2 separate regions of the Homo sapiens genome follow, and region 1 is linked to region 2. A link is a contact called in ENCODE Hi-C or POLR2A ChIA-PET data. All regions are on one chromosome and are shown on one strand. Each heading gives the region's core, a stretch centred on a gene start or an enhancer-like site at or near the end of the contact. The rest is flanking DNA. Distances are from core to core; before and after follow the strand shown.

Evidence for each region. A loop is a pair of places that touch in the nucleus more often than their neighbours do. ChIA-PET counts read pairs that join two places held with the same protein, here RNA polymerase II (POLR2A). Pooled maps may share reads with other maps.
Region 1: a map with no recorded cell type shows a loop between it and region 2 (3-fold over the local background). The contact joins two enhancer-like sites. A Hi-C loop is called at or near these places in 3 of 37 single-sample maps with no recorded cell type and 2 of 50 pooled maps. POLR2A ChIA-PET finds 5 or more read pairs at or near these places in 1 of 52 experiments (activated CD4-positive, alpha-beta T cell).

Annotation. Positions count from the first base shown.
Region 1 is chr3:72,627,430-72,632,033 of GRCh38, forward strand. All of the region lies in intron 8 of LOC105377161 (a long non-coding RNA gene), which reads right to left. Among named protein-coding and RNA genes, the nearest start is that of RYBP, 180 kb to the left of the region's middle. Within about 2 kb of position 1,967, at least 4 of the 41 ENCODE cell types and tissues checked have a DNase peak (open chromatin) inside an H3K27ac peak, as active enhancers do.
Region 2 is chr3:72,161,297-72,165,615 of GRCh38, forward strand. All of the region lies in intron 2 of LINC00870 (long intergenic non-protein coding RNA 870), which reads left to right. Among named protein-coding and RNA genes, the nearest start is that of LINC00870, 12 kb to the left of the region's middle. RefSeq lists enhancers at 1,448-1,497, 1,518-1,617, 2,618-2,887, 3,398-3,507. Within about 2 kb of position 2,840, at least 4 of the 41 ENCODE cell types and tissues checked have a DNase peak (open chromatin) inside an H3K27ac peak, as active enhancers do.

The DNA.
Region 1 (4,604 bases), core at 717-3,216, 470 kb after region 2:
GCCCTTGAGACCAGGATCTCAGTGCAGGTGGTTTATTTGGGAGGTGAAACAGAAATGAGTAAGGAAGTGGAGAAATGAGACAGGCAAGAGCAGGCAGTTAATAAAGAGTGAGAAGAGTGAGTTACCACCCCACTACCACTGCCAGCAACTGGGGCTTCATCTCACGGGGATTTTTGCAGGGGCAGGGAGCCTGTAAAGACCCCTAAATTCCTAAACACAGGGAATTCTGTAAACAAATGATAGGATATGCTCTCAACAGAAAATGATGAAAAAACAAAAATAGATAATTTAATAAAAATTATTTATAAGCAATTTTTCACTGTAAACAAAACTTTTACTTATCTGTTCTTCCTCAGATTTCTCCATAGTGAGCACCCACAGATGACTTGTTTGATAAAAATGATAGACATTCCAAAAAACAAAACCAAAAAAGTACAACTCTAAAATATTTTAGGAGAATTTGCTAGGTAAAAAAAATGCTAAGGCAAATCCTGAAAAACAATGCTCCCCTCCAATAAGGGCCTCTTGGTTCCCTAGCTTGTCTTTGATATGAAAATGCAATTTTAAAAGAGGGGTGGAATATTTCCACATAGACAGCTGGCTGAGAGCCAGATGCACCTCTGCCTGATACCAAAGGAAGCCAGGTGTTTGCTGATGCCTGTGGAATCCAGGCACACACCCCCTGGCCACATCTTGTCATCCCAAGATGAGGCACTGCTCCTCAGTGCACCCCAGTCTGCGTGCAGCATCTGAAAAGTCAGGCTGGGGCCATTTGGCCCTGCCCTTCCCATCAGGCCCGCGGCCTTAGCAAGCTGGAGCCTGTTTGCCTAGACCTAGTGGAGTGGAGGCCTCTGCTGAGAGATCTGGAAGATCCTGTTGGGCAGGACCAACTTGATGGATGACCTGCTCATTGCCAAAGGAAGGCGGGGTGAGGGTGCAGATTCTCCTCCCCGAGACACCAAAACGTGCCCCAGGGGACCTTAGAAAATAACTGCTCTTCTCTCATACAGGGGCACAGAGTTGCTTCCTGTCAGATGGCAAATGGTAATCATGGTGGCTTTAAATATTCCCGCACAGCCTGGGGTGCCTGAAAGCATTTCAGAATCATGATGGGCAAAGCTGGAGGATACATTTTCCTTTCTTGTGCACCAGGTACGAAGACTCTCAGCTCCAGGCACAGCAGGAAAGTATGCCAAGTGCCTCTTGGCACTTCTCCTGGAAGCGTAAGGGGTCCCCTCCTTCATTCAGGCACCAACCTCCTTGCTCCCCACCCGCTAACTCTGCTATGGCCAGCCCAAACTTATCTTCTCTCCTGTTCACCCATACATCATCTTCCCTTCCTCTGAAAAACATTCCATCAAAGTTCACATTGCTCATTGCCTAGGGTTCAGCTTAATATTCATGGAGAAAATGATCTAATCAAACTACGTATTAACGAATAAGAACACCTTAATGTACTCAGCCAAAGGTATGAATCTCAAACAGCTGAATTTTACCATTTGGTGGCAGGCCAGTGAGCAGAGGCTTGTTTTGCTGAATGCCTTCCTAAAAAAAATCCCAAACCAGAACACCTAGCAACTGGAAATTGGCACTGCCCACCATAATTTCATAGGGAATATAATCTGTTAGAATGTTAAGGGAACTTGAAGACTACATCATAAAAATAGTAAACATGATTTGAGTAATTTTTATGCTGTACAAATTATCTTTTTTTAATCCATGCAATAGATATTCTCACCCCATTTTATAGATGCAGAAGCTGTGGCTTAGAGAGGTTAAGTAACCTTCCTATGACCACACTGCAACGGAGGAAGTTGAGATCTGAACCCTGAAAGCCTGGCTTTAGTTTGAACTCTTCTATGCATTACTGTCTTCCACTTCTTTTTGCAGCCTAGAACACTGAGATTGTATGAGGATTGGAGATACAGAGACTGATGAGTGAATGAGCAAGGCCAGAATCTTCCTACTTCTTGGCACTAGTTCTCTTTTATCAGAAAACAGGAAGTGCAATTCTATGAGTCACAGAGGTCAGAAGCAGGTAGGGAGAGCCTGACAATTACTTCTAACTAATTGGTATTCAATGTCTTTTAACCATGGCAACCTTTGTTCAAGTGAGATCTTACTTGGAAGTCCAATATATTCTGCAGATAAAAGTGAGTTCCTCGGGTTAAAGGTGCGAGAGGATAGCCCAAACTTTAATCTTGAACCTACAGTGGCCCCTGTGGCTTTTCCATGGAAGCCCTAGGCCTTGAGAAGCAGATCTGGAAAATCACTCCTTGTTGTTGATTGCAAAAATTGCCAAAATGCATTGCAGCTTCTCCCATCAAGAGGCAGAGCTATTTTCTCTACTCCCAGAACTGGGGTGGGCCTTGTGACTTGCTTTGACAGAATGCAGCAAAAGTGACATGGCGCCAGTTCTCAGTTGACGCCTCAAGAGACTTCATGCTCTTCTGTGCTTGCTCTTGGAACCCTTCCACCACCAAGTGAGCAAGCCCAGGTTGGCCTGCTGGACGGTGACAACCTCAGTCATCTCAGCCCAGCTCTCATTGTGCGAGAGCAGGATGGCCTGCTGGATGGCGACAGCCCCAGTCATCTCAGCTGAGACCGTCGCAAGCCAACCTGGCAGCTGATCATGCCCATCTGAGACCAGACCAGCCCAGTACAGACCCAAAGGACTGCCTGGCTGAGGCTGGCCAAATTGCTGACCTACACAATTGTGAGCTAAAGGTGAGTAAATGATGTTTTAAGCTATCAAGTTTTGGAGTCATTTGCTTTGCAGCAATAACTAATGGATATAGTTCCCTAATAGAAGAATCTCAAAATGACACCAAGGTCTTCCCCTCCGGTCTCCAAATGTGGAGGAATGGCACAGCAAGGAGTCCCTCCCCAGACATCCCCTATCCCCAATCCTAACCCAAGGCCCCCAAATCCACCTCTGCCTTAGGATGTAATGGGCAAAGGAGAGGCATCCCCAGCTGCCCTTATTCCAAACAGAATGACAATCACAGAGGGGAAATGAAAGACTCCTTTACATGATCCTACAAGAGCCAAACTTCCATCTAAAGAATTCAGTTGGAAATCCACTTGTGTGCAGCTGTTTCCTGCAAGTGCTTCAAGGCTTGTGGCATCCTCAAAGCCAGGGGTTGGGGGAGAAGCAGAAGGAAGAAGGGGAGAGGGCCTTAAAGGTTAAACCTGGCACATTAAAGCTGCTCAGAAAACACCAAAAAAATGTAAATGAACATTTTTAGCTGCAGTGGGAGAAAGGCAGCCCCGAGGCCGGGGGTTGATCTTTCAGAGTATCGGGCACACCGCAAAGCTGTCTCCATTTATTTACTTCTAATTGAAAGCTGGCGTGCTGAGGGTTACTCCACCCAGGCGTGAAGCGTAGCCATCCGTGAAAGATTTCCCAAGACCTCTCCCTCTGCAGAAGCATCCTTCATGTGCTTGAAAGGGAAAATGTCAAGGGGGCACTAAATTAAAACTCAGTTTTGTCTTTGAAAAATAGATTCAATCCTCAGTAGGACTTGGTTGGAGAGATACTAGCATTAGCATAATTTCTCAATGCATTTTATAGGCCAGTCAGAAAAAAAGGATATTCAGAAAATCTACCAGGAAAAAAAAAAAAGGTTTCATGGGGGGCCACACATGCTATTTTTCACAGAGAGAGACTCCTGGGACTCGTGGTTGACAATGGGTGGTTTTCTCGGTGAAATTTTACCTCTTCAGGGATGGTTTCAACACAATTGGTCAGCTGGTGGTAAATGCCATCCAAGAAAAATAAGTTGGCTGGCTTTCATGACTGTCATCCATATCCAAGTTCATTAGTTCACTCACTCATTCACTCCCTTCATGGATTCAGCAAACACTTATTGAGTCCCTGTGACGTGCGAGGCCCCGTGCTGGCTACTGGGCATACAACGGTGCCCATGACAGCCCACTCAACGCCTACAGTCTACCGGGAACGAGAGACAAGCCAGCGTGTTAAGAGAGTCCTCCATCTATGTGAGAGTACCCTCTGGAAAGCCTTCTGTGAGTCAGTTTTGCACATAAGCCAGATGGATTAAAACTCTGGCCCATTCAGTGGGTGCCCGTCAAGCAGCATTGGAAACATGTGAGCTTGCATGTGGCTGCCTACTTTGCTTCCTGCCTTTCTTCTTAGGCAAACTTTATCAATAGTGAATAAAGACTGGAGTCGGGCAGACATCCATCCAAATGCAGCCTCCATCTTACTATTGATACAGTCTCGGGCAAGACACCTGACTCTCAGAGCCTCATGTTGCTCATTGGTAAAACGAGGACAACAGCAGTCCTATGGCAGAAACCACCTGCCTCATCTTAATTTCCCTTTTTTTTTTAAGGAACAGAACCTTGGCATTACTAAGCACTGCAGTGAGCCTGGCCAAGAGACTACCTTGACCAGCCCACCTCATGGCTAGGTATGGCCATGAGAGCAATCTCTGGCCCATGAGATATAAGCAGAGTTGTTGGGTGGGATTTCTGAGAAAGTGTCATAAGGTGGGATTTGTTAAGCTGGCACTTAAAACAATTTTTTTGGCCTTCCTCCCTTCCTTCATAGTCAGAAATGTAGACATAATGGCTGGAGC
Region 2 (4,319 bases), core at 1,590-4,089:
GCCATCTTTATGTCCATGAGTGCCCGATGTTTAGCTTCTACTTATAAGTGAGAACATGCGGTATTTGGTTTTCTGTTCCTGCATTAATTTGCTTAGGATAATGGCCTTCAGCTGCATCCATGTTGCTGCAAAGGACATAATTTTGTTCATTTTTTATGGCTGTGTAGTATTCCACAATGTATACGTACCACATTTTCTTTATCCAGTCCACCATTGATGGGCATTTAACTTGATTCCATGTCTTTGCTATTGTGAATAGTGCTGCAATGAACATTCAAGTGCATGTATCTTTTTGGTAGAATAATTTCTTTTGGATATATACCCAGTAATGGGATTGCTGGGTTGAATGGTAGCTCTGTGTTAAGTTCTTTGAGAATTTCTCTTCTTTATAATACATTAATCCAGGCTTTCTCCACCTTGGCACTATTGACATTTTGGGCCAAATAATTCTTTGTTTTAGAAGACTGTCCTACACCCTGTAAGATGGCTAGTGGCAACCCTGACCTCTACCCACCAGAGGCCAGTTGCACCTCCCTGGCCCCTGGCCAGGTTGTAACAACTAGCAATGTCTTCAGATTGGAGGCTGGTTGAAAACCCCTGCATTCATCTGACCAGGCCCCTTGCTGGCTTACAATTCTTCAAGTTTCCCATAGTTTTTCTGGATAAAAGCAAAACTCCTTTGCTGGATCTATAAAACCTTCAATGATATGGCCCTGCTAATATAATTCAAGACACTTGTCTCTAGCCAGCACCCTCCCCAACGCCCAGAGAAAAAAATAATAGCTGACAAATACTGAGTACTTCCTAAGTGCGAGGCATTGTTCTAAGTATAAGTGCACTCCAAGGGTCACCATCTGTATGTCATAGCTGAGAAAATTGAAGTCTCTAGAGTTTAAGAAATGTGCGCAGGGCCACATGGTTAGCCCCTGGCAGATCTCCAGTTTGAATCCTGGCATTCTGACCTTGCCCCCAGCCCCTTTGCTTAACATACATAATAGGAACGATCGTTGCTCGAGCTTCTATCAATGCCGTTCCCTGAGGATGAAGCCCCACCCTGCTTCTCTGCACCGCTGACTCCTCTCACCCTCACTGTTCCCGGACAGTGGAGACAGCGTCTCTTTCGTTGCTCATCAAATCCTATGCCTGGCACAGCCCCAAGCTCAGCCAGTGTTTGTAACTCACCGGGTGTGTCAGCCCAGGACTCACCTCTCCTGGCAGGGCTGTCTTCATAAGGGATGATTTGCTTGACCAAAACAAACTCACTTGCGCTAACTTAAACACAGGGAAAGCAATCCTGAGGAGTTAGGTTATCTTGCAGGTCACAAGGACAAGAATTCATCTGGGTATCCTCTAGTTTAAGACTAGAAATTCCTCACAACAGACTGGTGCTGGGAATTGGAAAGCTGGCAGGAAGCAAATGGGCTCTTCCTCCTCTCTCTTTGGGTTCTTAAGGAGCACTTTTCTCCTTCTCTGCTTCATTTGCCTGCTTTTTGCTGTAGACCAGCCCCCAGCTCTCTGTTTGCACACCAGAACATGTGACTCCCAAATGCCTCCCCAGCACGGCCACCCCAACCACCCCAGCACAGGCAGCTCCAGCCCAAGTCTATGCACCTTAAAGGTTTAGTCCACGAAGCGACTTGATTTGTAAGTCTGAGCCCTAAGGCCAGGTCACTGGGAGGGAAATCCCATTGGCCCTGCTTGGTCAGGGGGTCACAACCTGGCTACAGATGACTCACTGGGGACTCTGGGAATAATCTCTCTCAAAAGGTAAAGTGGACAGGGACAGAGAAGATGATTAAGAAAGGAATAGAAATCCAGGGGAGGCCAGGCGCGGTAGCTCACACCTGTAATCCCAGCACTTTGGGAGGCGAGATGGGCAGATCACTTGAGGTCAGGAGTTCGAGACCAGCCTGGCCAGCGTGGTGAAACCCCCATCTCTACTAAAAATACAAAAATTAGCTGGGTGTGGTGGTACATGCCTGTAATCCCAGCTAGTGGGGAGACTGACTCAGGAGAATAGTTTGAACCCGGGAGGCAGAGGTTGCAGTGAGCCAAGATCACGCTACTGCACTCCAGCCTGGGCAACAGAGCGAGACTCCATCTAAAAAAAAAAAAAAAAAAAAAAAGAAGAAAGAAAGAAAGGCAGGGGAAAATTGAAAATTATGACAGAGGAAACAATGAGGTGAAAGAAAGGCCCAGTGTCTCAGATCGCCCTGGCTGTCCCCTGAGTTGAGGACACATCTCTTTCCTCCTTCTAAGAAGAGGCCTTGTCACTTTGTTCTTGCTGGCAGAGCTGGAAAGGCTTGAAGGAGACCACCCAGTGAGGTCACCACACAGTCCTCTTTGCTGCCCCCCATCCTCCCTGCTTTATGGTACCCAAGTCAGGGCTGCTGACCAACCACTGAGTGTCTTGACAAGTCTCAGAGAAGAGATGGACAAGGTACAAAAGTCCTCCGGCTGTTCGGCTGGGAATGGGCTCCCTAATTATGTTCTCAGCCCATACGCCCTGTGGCCACAGCTTCCAGTTAACTAGCAGCAGCCAGAGGGGTGGGGCAGGGGCAGACAGACCAGGTTCCAGGTAATTGTGGCCAAGCCGGAGCTGAACACAGAATGTGGAGGGTGTGCTGGCTTCTGGACACCCCAGATTATGGCTCTGGTGTTGTGTCTATATGATGCAACCAGGGTGTGTATCTTCCCCCCAGGGAAAGGCCCTCCCCACTCCAACCACCACCACAGGTGGTGTGGAGAACTTGCTAGATGCACGCAGTATCTTCTTCCTCCTTCTCAGGGGCCCTGCTGAGCCCAGAAGACCTAATTATATTTAGCGGGTTGCAGTTTAGGACTTGCGGTTAGGCAGGAAAGTGTGTGATTCTCCAAGTGTGGTTCCCCCTAATACCTGCATCTGAATCCCCTGGGGAGCTTATAAAAATGCAGCTTTCTGGGCCCCACCTTTGACCTATAGAATCAGAATCTCTGGATTGGTGGGGCCCAGGAGTCTGTACTTTAATAAACTTACTCTCTCCCCTCTGCTGCACATCAATCGTGTGCACACCAGTGATTCTGTTGTACTCAAAAGTTTAAGGACCGAAAATCACTGGCACAGTGGTTAAAAGCTTGGTGTCTAAACTTGGAGCCTGACTCTCTTATTAGCTGGCCCTGTGGCCAAATTAGTTACGATGCTTCATCTCAGTTCCCTCACCTGTAAAATGGGCATAAACACAGCATGCATGTCATAGAGTTACTGGAAGCACTCAGTGCCCTTAGCTGTAAATAGTGAGCACTGCCTAATGATAGCTGTCATGCTTTGTTGTGGTGGAGGACAGAGAGGATATGAAAGCTGTGAAGGCCAAAGACTAGAAGCCAACCCAGACTTAAGTCTAGAGCTGGCGGACTGGGGTGCCAGGGAAGAATGATCTCTGAGCAGAGCACAGCAAAGATGAGATGTCATCCAGGGCAAGGCCCAGAGGAGGTCACGTGCTGTAAAGTCCCTGCAGTGAGACAGCATGGGGCACCTAGGGACGAGAGCCAGACACAGTCAAGGGCAAGAAAGACAGGTAGGCAGGAGCCAGACTGGGAGAGGCCTGGTAGACCAAGGCGTGGGCACTTGATCCTGTGAATGATGAAGGGTCATGTAGGTTACATTTGCACACTGTTACACCTTTAGACACGGGCACCTGAGGTTCTTGCTTAGGGTGTGATTTATAGGGCTCTACCCTGGAGCCCACTGCCTCCCCGACAACCTGGTTGAGGAGTGGTGATACCTAAGGATTCGCCACCTGGAACCTACATCCACTTCTTTATGCATCATGCTTTACATACTTGGAACTCCTGCTCCAAACATCCTGAGCCTACCTTTAGGGTCTGTGCACACCTCTTTCTCTTGTCCCTCTTCCTTCTCCAGGGAGGCTGCTACAGCTTTTGTCCAGCAGGCCAATCTGAGAGGCAACCGTGTGTGTACAGGAGGGGTGGGCAACTCTTGGACTTGCAGTCTGTGGGGTCCACATGCGTGGGGCTGGAGATGGGCCTTGCACCCTCCTTTGTGCTCTTCTCCCAGGTTGCAGTAGGTATCGGGGCAGGACTGCTGCAGATTTGCTCTCTGGCTTGCCAGAAGGGAATGGACTAGGCGAGGCCTCCAGACTCAAGGCCTGCAGACCTGTTATGAGCCTGTTGCCAAAATCCCAGCCAAAGAAAATGGTGGCTTCTGGCTAAGTTGTGGTGGCTAGGAGTGGGGGAAGGTGACTGATTCAAGAACTATTCAGTAGGTGGCCTCATACTGTTCCCTGTCTTGTCTTTGACTGCTCATGGGAACCAATCCACCA